Regions from separate parts of the Homo sapiens genome. Here all the other regions are linked to region 3. A link is a contact called in ENCODE Hi-C or POLR2A ChIA-PET data. All regions are on one chromosome and are shown on one strand. Each heading gives the region's core, a stretch centred on a gene start or an enhancer-like site at or near the end of the contact. The rest is flanking DNA. Distances are from core to core; before and after follow the strand shown. Region 1 has its middle 37 kb from the start of OPRD1. Region 2 overlaps PHACTR4 (phosphatase and actin regulator 4). Region 3 holds the start of SNHG12 (small nucleolar RNA host gene 12).

Evidence for each region. A loop is a pair of places that touch in the nucleus more often than their neighbours do. ChIA-PET counts read pairs that join two places held with the same protein, here RNA polymerase II (POLR2A). Pooled maps may share reads with other maps.
Region 1: a map of naive thymus-derived CD4-positive, alpha-beta T cell shows a loop between it and region 3 (10-fold over the local background). The contact joins the enhancer-like site here to the promoter of SNHG12 in region 3. A Hi-C loop is called at or near these places in 1 of 168 maps with a recorded cell type or tissue (naive thymus-derived CD4-positive, alpha-beta T cell) and 7 of 50 pooled maps. POLR2A ChIA-PET finds 5 or more read pairs at or near these places in 20 of 52 experiments (AG04450, CD4-positive, alpha-beta T cell, CD4-positive, alpha-beta memory T cell and 13 more).
Region 2: a loop to region 3 is called in a pooled map, with 5 times the contacts of the local background. The contact joins the enhancer-like site here to the promoter of SNHG12 in region 3. A Hi-C loop is called at or near these places in 5 of 50 pooled maps. POLR2A ChIA-PET finds 5 or more read pairs at or near these places in 15 of 52 experiments (AG04450, H1, HEK293 and 12 more).

The regions. Positions count from the first base shown.
Region 1 is chr1:28,773,305-28,777,396 of GRCh38, forward strand. No RefSeq gene overlaps it. Among named protein-coding and RNA genes, the nearest start is that of OPRD1, 37 kb to the right of the region's middle. RefSeq lists an enhancer at 1,853-2,147. Within about 2 kb of position 2,052, at least 22 of the 41 ENCODE cell types and tissues checked have a DNase peak (open chromatin) inside an H3K27ac peak, as active enhancers do; they include CD4-positive, alpha-beta T cell and CD8-positive, alpha-beta T cell, where a contact is called at or near this core.
Region 2 is chr1:28,448,214-28,452,569 of GRCh38, forward strand. All of the region lies in intron 2 of PHACTR4 (phosphatase and actin regulator 4), which reads left to right. Among named protein-coding and RNA genes, the nearest start is that of SNHG3, 56 kb to the right of the region's middle. RefSeq lists a silencer at 2,560-2,609. Within about 2 kb of position 1,883, at least 5 of the 41 ENCODE cell types and tissues checked have a DNase peak (open chromatin) inside an H3K27ac peak, as active enhancers do; they include endothelial cell of umbilical vein, where a contact is called at or near this core.
Region 3 is chr1:28,581,348-28,585,140 of GRCh38, forward strand. SNHG12 (small nucleolar RNA host gene 12) reads right to left here and starts at 1,636. Exons shown (of 6, transcript NR_146382.1): 1 at 743-1,636. RefSeq lists enhancers at 1-17, 18-803.

The DNA of each region.
Region 1 (4,092 bases), core at 802-3,301, 190 kb after region 3:
CCATTTGCCAAATGTTGCTTCACGATTTCTAGTCCTTCTACATTTATTAATTAGCACTCTATTGTAAGGAGGTGTCCCTTCTCTGTATTTATTCAGTATATCAGTATGGATTCACTTTTGCTCAAATTGTCTCAGCTTTGGCCATTAGGAGCTCCTTAAAATTGGCTCCTTTGTTTTCTTGACATGCTGTCATTATTTTTGGTGGTCTGGCTTTGTGGCTTATGCCTGTAACCCCAGCACTTTGGGAAGTTGAGGTGGGAGGATTCCTTGAACCTGGGAATTTGATACCAGCCTGTGCAACATATTGAGACCTGGTCTCTACAGAAAATAAGCCAGGTGTGGTATGCTCCTGTAGTCCCATCTGCTGGGGAGGCTGAGGTGGGAGGATGACTTGATCAGGGGAGGTTGAGGTTGCAGTGAGCTGCCTAACAGCAAGGCCCTGTCTCAGAAAAATTTTCTGGTGTCTGCCCTTCTGGTACTGTAAGATGTTCCCTGGGAATCTTGTATTTTCCCTGCCCCAATTCCACTTTTTTCCAAGAAATTCTGCTTCCTTTTATTGGAGAATGTTTCAGAATTATCGAGGTGTTTTTTCGTTTTGTTTTGTTTTTTGCTTTTAAGATACAGCGTCTCTTGCCCAGGCTGGAGTGCAGTGGCGCAGTCTCGGCTCACTGCAATCTCTGCCGCCTGGATTCAAGTGATTCTCCTGCCTCAGCCTGCTGAGCAGCTGGGATTACAGGTGCCTGCCACCGTGCCCGGCTAATTTTTGTAGTTTTAGTAGAGACAGGGTTTCACCTTGTTGGCCACGCTGTTCTCAAACTCCTGACCTCGTGGTCCAGCTGCCTTGGCATCCCAAAGTGCTGGGATTACAGGCGTGAGCCACCGTGCCCGGCCCTATTGAACTTTTTTTAAAGGCAATTCTTCAAATTGCAATGGATTATTAAACTGGGACTTATTACCAGGGTAAGTGGAGAATTATTGAGACTAATCAAAACACTTAACCACTTTATTTTGTCCTCACCTTTTAAAAAGCTACATGTGAATGAATCCTCTGGAATTAGAGGGCTTCCACTTGACAGTACTTCAGCTAGGGTATGGCTCAGTGCTCATGGGTTTACATCCTTTCACGATGTCTCTGTTAAGCCTTGTAAATAGAGACCCCAAAACGTTAGAAGTCCTACCTAGAATGTTTGAAGTCCTGGTTCCCACACCTTGGAGCTTTCTCTACCAGTGAGAAAGTAAATGCTCTTGTAATAAAAGTTTTCGGCCGGGGGCAATGGCTCACGCCTGTAATCCCAACACTTTGGGAGGCCAAGGCAGGTGGATCACCTGAGGCCAAGAGTTCGAGACCAGCCTGGCCGATATGGTGAAACCCCGTCTCTACTAATGTCTACTAATAATACAAAAATTAGCCGGGTGTGGTGGTGCACGCCTGTAATCCCAGCTACTCGGGAGGCTGAAGCAGGAGAATTGCTTGAACCCAGGAGGAGGTGGAGGTTGCAGTGAGCCGAGATCATGCCATTGCAGTCCAGCCTGGGCGACAAGAGTGAAACTCCGTCTCAAAACATACTAAAAAAATTAAGTTTTCGTTTTTCATTATGGAGCTAACATTGCACTTGATGTTACCACTTATTTGACTTTTATTTGAAAGTTGACTTGTGGCCTGCGTGTCATGAATGTTTTGAAAATGAGAGTGGAAGTAAAGGTGTCCCTAGGATTCAGATCTGTAAGTCCACTTGCAATCAATTTTTTCTGCTTTAGGAAGCAATGCCACTTTGTCATGAGCATCGCTCATCGCTAGTGGTTTCTGGGCAGCTGGTGCACCTCCTTACTACTGAGAAGCCTTTGGAACTGTGATGTTTAATTACAGCTGCCGGGTTTGCACGTGGGAAGCTGACATGGTGTGGTGAAAGCCAGCGGTCTTCAGCTAGTGGAGGGAATTACAGAAGGTCCCACGCCCTTTAGGGCCCTTGGCTCCGGGTTTCCGGGACAGGCTCTGGAGCTCCGCCTGCGGGGGCCGGGCTTGGCGGCTGGACGGCGCGTGCGCCGTGCCTGCGGATGGAGGAGGGCCACCTTCTGCCCGGCTGTAGCCAGGTTCCCTCCATGCTTCCCCACCCCGTCGCAGCCTGGTTTTTGTACGCCTTCTCTCTGACGGCGGTTGTGCCACCTTGAGCTGCGGCTCAAGATGGTGTCCGCCCTTGCTTCTGCGCCTGTGCGGAAGCGCCCGGCCCTCACCTGCGCAGGTGAGCTGGGTCGTCTGAGAGGGAAATGGGGTTTCACACCACCCTGCTAACCAGGCAAAGATGACATTCGTGTCATGTGTAGCTTATTGCTTTCTTCGGCCTCTTCAATAATGCTCAGACATGAGGCTTGGTAAAGGTTGGAAAGCTGTTAGCCGACCTGCGGGCCGTGGGTTCATGTACTCGAAAAAGTTGAGGTGCCTCTGAAGGGCAGCTCCCCGAGGAAACTCCCAATTTTGCTGCCCTCTCCAGGTGTGCGTGTGAGTGTACTCATCTGTTGTTTCCATGTGTTAGTTAACCTGTATTTTGTGAGCTCCTGTCGCTACTATTGTTGGGCATTGGGGAAAAGAGAAATAAATGAAGATTCTTGTTTTCTCAGCATCCTGTTTAAGGAATATACCATCTTATATTTGGCGAGCTCCATAAGAGCAGAGCTACCCAGAAAACTGCCCCTATCTATATTGGCGTTTTTTCCCTAGCTTTTCTTTATCTCTGGAAACCACAGGAGCCCTTCGCCTCTTCATCGTCCTCCACAGCTCAGCTCTCTCTCATAGGCTGTCTGTGCCATCCTTCAAGAGGTCTGTGATACTGGGCAGGTCAGAGAATTGCTCTGTGCACGCATTTTCTCGTCCGAAAAAGGAAATTGCCTCTGAAGCCACTTGATGGTATGAGTTTTACAGGGATTTAAATTGACGTTACTGGTGCTTTTTTTTTTTTTTTAAATGGAATCTTACTCCATCTCCCAGGCTGGAGTGCTATCTCCCAGGCTGGAGTGCAGTGGCACGATCTTGGCTCACTGCAACCTCTGCCTCCAGGGTTGAAGCGATTCTCCTGCTTCAGCCTCCCAAGTAGCTGGGATTACGGGAGCCCGTCACCATGCCTGGCCAATTGTATTTTCAGTAGAGACGGGGTTTCACCTTGTTGGTAAGGCTGGTCTCTAACTCTTGACCTCAGGTGATCCGGCCACCTCCGCCTCCCAAAATGCTGGGATTACAGGCGTGAGCCACCGCGCCGGGCCCCAGTAGTGCTGTTCTAATTTAAAACAAACAAACAGCTAACACAGTTCAGACAGTTACACATGCAGAATAAAAAGTGTGTACAGGCCGGGCGCAGTCCATCCTGGCTAACACGGTGAAACCCTGTCTCTACTAAAAATACAAAAAATGAGCCGGGCGTGGTGACGCGTGCTTGTAATCCCAGCTACTCGGGAGGCTGAGGGAGGAGAATCACTTGAACCTGGGAGGCGGAGGTTGCAGTGAGCGGAGATCGCACCACTGCACTCCAGCCTGTGCGACAGAGTGAAATTCCGTCTCAAAAAAAAAAAAAAAAAAAAGGACCACTAACGTCAATTTAAATCCCTGTAAAACTCATACCATCAAGTGGCTTCAGAGGCAATTTCCTTTTTTGGATGAGAAAATGCGTGCACAGAGCAATTCTCTGACCTGCCCAATATCACGCAGCTCGTGAAGGATGCCGCAGACAGCCTATGAGAGCAAGATTCCGTCTCAAACAACAACAAAAATCTTGGTATAATATTTGGCTAGGCCGGGCGCAGTGGCTCATGCCTGTAATCCTAGCACTTTGGGAGGCCGAGGCGGGCGGATTATGAGGTCAGGAGATCGAGACCATCCTGGCTAACATGGTGAAACCCCGTCTCTACCAAAAATACAAAAAATTAGCCGGCGTTGTGGCGGGCGCCTGTAGTACCCGCTACTCGGGAGGCTGAGGCAGGAGAATGGAGTGAACCCGGGAGGCGGAGGTTGCAGTGAGTGGAGATCGCACCACTGCACTCCAGCCTGGGCGACAGATCAAGACTCCGTCTCAAAAATAAATAAATAAATAAAAATAAATAAAA
Region 2 (4,356 bases), core at 633-3,132, 130 kb before region 3:
ATTAAAATTTTGGACAAATAGGCTGGGCACGGTGGCTCATGCCTGTAATCCTAGCACTTTGGGAGGTCGAAGCGGATAGATCACTGTTGGCCAGGCTGGCTGGAACTCCTGACCTCAGGTGATCACACCATTGCACTCCAGCCTGGGTGACAGAGCAAGACTTTGTTTCAAAAAAAAAGAAAAGAAAAGAAAGGAAAGGAAAGGGGAAAGGAAAAAGGAAAGGAAAGGAAAGGAAAGGAAAGGAAACCTGATAAGGTGGCCGGGCGCTGTGTCTTATGCCTGTAATCCCAGCACTGTGGGAGGCCGAGGAGGGCGGATCATGAGGTCAGGAGATCGAGACCATCCTGGCTAACACAGTGAAATCCCATCTCTACTTAAAAAAAAAAAAAAAAAAAAAAATTAGCTGGGCATGGTGGTGGGCGCCTGTAGTCCCAGCTACTTGGGAGGCTGAGGCAGGAGAATGGCGTGAACCCGGGAGGTGGAGCTTGCAGTGAGCCGAGATCGTGCCACTGCACTCCAGCCTGGGCGACAGAGCGAGACTCCATCTCAAAAAAAAAAAAAAAAAAAAAAAACCTGATAAGGTGTAAAACATACAGAGAGTTCATACAGATCCAATAACTTTGTTACTTATTACCAAGTCAAGTAAAGCGGGGGGCGGGGGTGGGGGGACAAGGCATGGTAGCTCACACACTTTGAGAGGCTGAGGCAGGAGGATTGCTTGAGACCAGGAGTTCGAGACCAGCCTGGGCAACATAGCGAAACCTGATCTCTACTAAAAAAATTAGCCAGATAAGGTGGTCTGCACCTGTAGTTCTATCTTCTCAGAGGCTGAGGCAGGAAGATTGCTTGAGCCCAGGAGTCCAAGGTTGCAGTGAGTTATGATCATGCCATTGTATTCCAAGCTGGGTGAAAGAGTGAGACACTGTCTCAAAACAAAACAACAACAACAACAACAACTGGCTGTGCCAGGTGCAGTGGTGCACCCCTAGAGCCCCAGTGACTTGAGAGGCTGAAGCAGCAGGATTGCTTGAGACCAGGAGTTTGAGGCTGCACTGTGCCATGATCGCGCCCATTAATAGCCACTGTACTCTAGCCTGGGTAACATACCCCATATCTAAAAAATAAAAATATATATGTATAATAAAATAAATAATTGGTTGTAAATCTAATTCTAAAATTAACATTATCTTTGACCTAGGGCATATTGTTTAATCCTGTTTTATCTCATATCTCCATCAAGTTATGCAGGTATAATATGTATCTATAGCAAATAGTTAATGAATACTTTATCCGAAGATGAAAGGTGCTAAGTGGTTTTTATAAATATCATACATTTATTTAAAAATCACAGCCAATGGCCCAGTGCTGTGGCTCACACCTGTAATCCCAGCACTTTGGGAGGCCAAAGTGGGTGGATCACCTGAGGTCAGGAGTTTGAGACCAGCCTGGCCAACATGGTGAAACCCTGTCTCTACTAAAAATACAAAAGTTAGCCAGGCGTGGTGGTGGGCACCTGTAATCCCAGCTACTTGGGAGGCTGAGACAGGAGAATCCCTTGAACCCAGGAGGCAGGGGTTGCAGTGAGCTGAGATCGTGCCATTGCCCTCCAGCCAGGGTGACAGAGTGACACTCTGTATAAAAAAAAAAAAAATCACCCCTGAAATTCATATGAAACAACTACACTTGCACTTAAAAACTTCAATTAAATATTTACTAGGAAAAATATGGTGGTTGAAGAAACTACTAGAACTCTGCATAATTAATGATGTAAGAAACAAGCCTATGATATGTGAGGTGCTACAACTTGAATGAGGGAGTAAGTAGTTTAAATACCAGGCCTGGTTTCAGGGTACTACTCAAACAGGAAACTCCAAACTGTAATTTGGTTAGTTATCTTCCACTCCCAGCCTCCACCCCCTCCAAAAAACACCAAGACTGTCAACTCTGTGACGTGCTTTCCTAATGGCCTGTAGCTACATGACTCAAAGAAAAAGGTGTTTTCTTTGGAACACACAATTGTAAAACTATACCCAGCATCCTACACCCTGATTTCTGGCAAACAAAGGAAAACTACCTTTTTTTTTTTTTTTCACTCATAGAAAACAGAATGGGGCCATAGGCCATTTAAAATGCCATAACTAGTTTAAACAGAAACAACAGTCTATCCAAATGTGACTGCATGCCTATATGTTCTCTGTCAAATTGGAAATTAGAGGGAGCATTTTATAAAATCAGATGCTGAGAACAAAGATTTATGTGCAGAATTGGCGTATGAACAGTTTCAGGCCCATCTTTCTTAGTCCTTTATTAGTATAAAACAAATTTGGGTGTACTTATATAATTTTTTAAAAAACAGTGATGATTTCTGGATACCTGAGTATATTTTTTGTTTTTGTTTTTTTTGGTTGTTTGTTTGTTTGTTTTGAGGCAGGTTCTCCCTCTGTCACCCAGGTTGTAGTACAGTGGTATGATCACAGCTCACTGCAACCTCAACCACCTGAGCTTAAGCAGTTCCCTCGCCTTAGCCTACCGAGTATCTGGGACTGCAGGTGCATGCCACCACGCCCAGCCAATTGTTGTGTGTGTGTGTGTGGTTTTCGTTTTGTTTTGTTTTTGAGAGGGAGTCTTGCTCTGTGGCCCATGCTGGAGTGCAGTGGAGTTGTCTCAGCTCACTGCAGCCTCTGCCTCCCGGGTTCAAGAGATTCTCATGCCTCAGCCTCCCCAGTAGCTGGAACTACAGGCATGTACCACCACACCCAGCTTTTTTTTTTTTTTTTTTTTGTATTTTTAGTAGAAACAGGGTTTCATGTTGGCCATGCTGGTCTCCAACTCCTGACCTCAAGTGACCCGCCCACCTCGGCCTCCCAAAATGCTAGGATTATAGGCACGAGCCACCGCACCCAGCCTAATTTTTGTATTTTTGTAAAGATGATGTCTCAGTATGTTGCCCAGGCTGGTCTTGAACTCCTGGGTTTAAGCAATCCACCCACCTGGCCTTCCAATGTGCTGGGATTACAGGCGTGAGCCACTGCATCCAGCCTACTCTTTGTTCTGTAATGTATTCATCTGTCAGTTTCTCTTTGTTTCTATTACAGTTTCTAAGCATTGCAATTGAATCCTCCTGTCAAACAGAAATTCATACTAAGAAGCTTGAAGCTTGAACTATTGTAGCAGGATTTTTTTTTTTTTTAATTTTAGATACAGGGTATTGCTGTGTTGCCCAGGCTGGAGTGCAGTGGCTATTCACAGGTGCAATGATACATATCACAATACAGCCTCAACTCCTAGACTCAAGCAATCTTCCTGCCTCAGCCTCCTGAGTAACTAGGACAACAGGTGCGCATCACTGTGCCCTGCCCAGTGTTATTGTAGCAGTTTTAGAGATAAATGGCTTAATTAGATCTAATCAGCCACTGCTATGAAGCACTTATGCATTAATTTTTTTCTTTGAGACAGGGTCTCACTTGTTGCCCAGGCTGGAGTGCAGTGGCACAATCACAGCTCACTACAGCCTCAACCTCCTCAGATCAAAGGATCCTCCTGCCCCAGCCTCCCAAGTAGCTAAGACTATAGGCAAGCACCACACTTGGCTAATTTTTTTTTTTTGTAGAGGCAGGGTCTCCCTATGTTGCTCAAGCTGATCTTAAACTCCTGGGCTCAAGTGATCCCCACTACCTCGACCTCCCAGAGTGCTAGGATTAAAAGCATGAGCCACCATGCCTGGCAAATTTATGCATTCTTCAAAACTCTTTATTATACAGCTAAAACACTTTTACCTGGCATATTTAGATCTTCATTAAATTTGGTTTCTAGCTCCTTTAGCACAATATTTTACTTGTGGCAAACTAGGAGAATATACTTAAAAGAACTCTTAGAATCCAGATTACAGTTGACCTTTAAACAACACAGGTTTCAACTGTGTGGGTTCTTATGTGTGGATGTTTTTCAATAAATGTATTGACAGATTGTTTGGAGATTTACAACAATTTGAAAAAAAAAACTCACAGGCAGACCAGATGTGGTGGCTTTTGCCTGTAATCCCAGCACTTTGGGAATCTGAGGCAAGAGGATTACTTGAGGCCAGGAGTTCAAGGTCGACCTGGGCGACATAGTGAGACCCCATCTCTACAAAAAATTAAAAAATTAGCCAGGTGTGGTGGCACATGCCTGTTGTCCCAGCTACTCAGACAGCTGAGGTGGGAGGATCACTTGATCCCACCAGGAGTTGGAGGCTGCAGTGAGCTCTCATCTCACCACTGCACTCTAGCCTGGGCAAGAGTGAGATGCTGTCTCAAAAATTTTAAAAAGAGGCTGGGCACAATGGCTCATGCCTGTAATCCCAGCACTCTGGGAGGC
Region 3 (3,793 bases), core at 386-2,885:
TCCTTCTGAAAACCGTGTCTACCAGGGCGACCTCCAGAGGTCTCGCGCGTAGTCACCAGTCCCAAAATCACCTAGCTGGTAAATGTCACAGATTCAACTGGAGGCCATCCTGACACCAGCATGCGGCCTCCCCCTGAATTAAGACACTTCAGGCCCAGGGATTCATCCCCGCATCCCCCAGGAGACCGGTTCCCAAACCCCCACCCCTTCCGTAAACCCGGCCGCCTGCCTGCAACACTCACCTGTCAGCCCAGAGCGCAGCGTTGCGCAGTCCGAAGCGAGAGAAGGGCGCGGCCCCCGCGGGCTCCCGCCCCTCTCACTGCCGAGGGGGCCTTTCGGAGCTCGGGCCCACCGGGTTGGAAGGCCCGGCTCCTCCGTGCCACATTCACCACCATCTCGAGGCCGTGGGAGGAAAAACCCGGCGAGTGCGCGCCAGCAGCAGCGACTAGCGGGGAACGGCGCGCAGGAAGGCAGGCAGAGGCTTGCAGCTAGTAAGTCGACACCGGGAATGCGGCGGGGAGAAAGGGCGCTGAAGCCGCGAGCAAGAGCTTATATAGGCCGCCCCTCGCGGCCACACCCGACAGTAGGCCGCCCGCGTGGCGCACAGCTGCCTGGGAGTTGTAGTTTGCTCGCCCCGGCGTTGTCCGCGCGTCACCTCCCCAGCCCTACGCGCGTGTCCATCCCGAGCCCGCGAAGCGAGAACCGCCAGAGGCTTTCCTCCGAGCGGAAGAAGCGCCTTCACCTTTCAGTGCCCGGCGCTGGGCCCACGCAGGAAGCCGACCCGCCTTGGCCTCTGGAGTTGTCTCTGGGATGTCTTTCAGTCTGGAAATGAACCCTGTGTGCTGGGAAAGGGCTCGGGCTCCGCTCCGAGCTCAGTGGGCGTGCGAGCGAGCAGCGCCTGAGTGGGTTTCGGGGAGGGGGTCATACTCCCCGAAAGGCGATTTATTCAAGGCTTGTCTCTTCCACTAATATGTAATTTTACTGAGCGCGTGCTATTTTAACTGTGTCTGATTATCTGATCTAGTTTTCATAAAAACCCTGTGTACGCTCTGTGGACAAATAAGGAAACTTAGGAATGGATCACACAGCTATCGCAAGCGAGGAGAGGACTGGAATTTGGAGCCCACCCCAGGCACCACACATAGCGCAATGTTTTGCCCATGGAATGAATAAGCCTCAGTATGAAAACTTAGTGGTGATTGCCGAGAATTAAACACCCATCCTGTGCCTAATCTATTAATTTTTATTCTTACATACACTTTTTTGTTTGAGACAGGGTCTTGTTCTGTTGCCCAGGCTGGAGTGCAGTGGCGTGATCAAGGCTCATTGCAGCCTCGACCAACTGGGCTCAAGCAATTCTTCCACCTCAGCCTCCCAGGTAGATGGGACTACAGGTGCGGGCCAACTTTCCTTGCTTACACTTTAAAAAGTAGGTACTACTGCCGGGTGCGGTTACTCACGCCTGTAATCCCAGCACTTTGGGAGGCCAAGGCGGGTGGATCACGAGGTCAGGAGATCGAGACCATCCTGGCTAACACGGCGAAACCCGGTCTCTACTAAAAAAAAATACAAAAAAAAATTAGCCGGGCGTGGTCGCGGGCGCCTGTAGTCCCAGCTACCCGGGAGGCTGAGGCAGGAGAATGGCGTGAACCCGGGAGGCGGAGCTTGCAGAGAGCCGAGATCGCGTCACTGCACTCTAGCCTGGGCAACAGAACGAGACTCTGTCTCAAAAAAATAAAATAAAATAAAAAGTAAGTACTACTTTAGCAGGTCGTGGGGGCGCATGCCTGTGGTCCTGGACTCCTCTCTTTCTCTAACATCACATGTCCAAGCCATCAGCAACTCCTGTGTGCTCTACCTTTAAAATGTATCAATAATCTGACTGTTTCTTACCCCTTCCACTGATGTTACCCTAATCGTTGACCCAGATGATAGCAATAGTCTCTTATCTCCCAGATCCTGCTGTTGCTCCCGACAGTCTGGTCTCCACACGCCAGCCAGCCTGCTAAAAGTTTTTTAATTTTTATGAAGTCTAAGAGTCAATTTTTTTTTTTGTAGTTTATGCTTTTTTTTTTTTTTCTTGAGACGGAGCTGCTCTGTCGCCCAGGCTGGAGTGCAGTGGCGCCATCTCAGCTCACTGCAAGCTCCCGCTCCCGGGTTCACGCCATTCTCCTGCCTCAGCCTCCCAAGTAGCTGGGATTACAGGCGCCCGCCACCACGCCCGGCTAATTTTTTGTATTTTTAGTAGAGACAGGGTTTCCCCATGTTGGGCAGGATGGTCTCGATTTCCTGACCTCGTGATCCACCCGCCTCGGCCTCCCAAAGTGCTGGGATTACAGGCACGAGCCACCGCGCCCGGCCGTTTGTTTACGCTTTAAAAGCTTAATAATTATGCTGGGCGCGGTGGCTCCCACCTGTAATTCCAGCACTTTGGGAGTCCGAGGGGGCAGATAACCTGAGGTCAGGATTTCAAGTCCAGCCTAGCCAACATGGTGAAAACCCGTTTCTACTAAAAATACAAAAATTAGCTGGGCGTGGTGGCAGGCGCCTGTAATCCCAGCTACTTGGGAGGCTGAGGCAGGAGAATCGTTTGAACCTGGGAAGCGGAGGTTGAAGTGAGCTAAGATGGAGCCATTACACTCCAGCCTGGGCGACAAGAGCGAGACTCCGTCTCAAAAAAAAAAGAAAAAAAGTAAAATTATTAAACTTTTTTTTTTTTTTTTGGAGATGAAGTCTCGCTTTTTCGCCCAGGCTTGTGCAGTTTATTCTGTGTCAATTATGCCTCAATAAAGCTGTCAAAAAACCATTAAGAAAAAATGTATATCTCCCAGGCGCAGTAGCTCCCACCAATTCGGGAGGCCAAGGCAGGTGGATTACCTGACATCAGGAACTAGAGACCAGCCTGGCCAACATGACAAAACCCCATCTCTACTAAAAATACAAAAAAAAAAAATTACCCAGGCATGGTGACACTCATCTACAGTCCCAGCTACTTGGGAGGCTAAGGCATAAGAATCGCTCGAACCTGGGAGGCAGAGGTTGCAGTGAGCCAAGATCATGCCACTGCACTCCAGCCTGGGTGATACAGCGAGACTCCCTCTCAAAAAATATATCTATATATATCTATCTATATCTATGTGTGTGTATATATAGATAGATAGATATACATATTATATTAAGGCAGATGCAGTGGATCACCTGTAGTCCAGCTACTTGGGAAGCTGAAACAGGAGGATCACTTCTGTCCAGGAGCTGGAGGTCAGCCTGGGCAACAAAGTGAGACCCTGCCTTTAAAAATAAATAAGGCCAGGCACAGTAACTCATGCCTGTAATCCCAGCACTTTGGGAGGCCAAGGCGGGTGGGTCACGAGATCAGGAGTTCAAGACCAGCCTGGCCAAGATGGTGAAACCCCGTCTCTACTAAAAATATAAAAAATTAACCAGACATGGTGGCGGGCGCCTATAATCCCAGCTACTCGGGAGGCTGAGGCAGAGGTTGCAGTGAACCGAGATCGTGCCACTGCATTCCAGTCTGGGCAACAGATCAATATTCCATCTCAAAAGTAATAATAAAATAAAAGTAAATAAATAAGTAACATGTATTTTTTAAAACTTTTTTTTTTTGAGACGGAGTTTCCCTCTTGTTGCCAGGCTGGAGTGCAATGGCACGATCTCGGCTCACTGCAACCTGTACCTCCCAGGTTCAAGTGATTCTCCTGCCTCAGCCTCCTGAGTAGCTGGGATTACAGCACCTGCCCCAGGCCCGGCTAATTTTTTGTATTTTTAGTAGAGA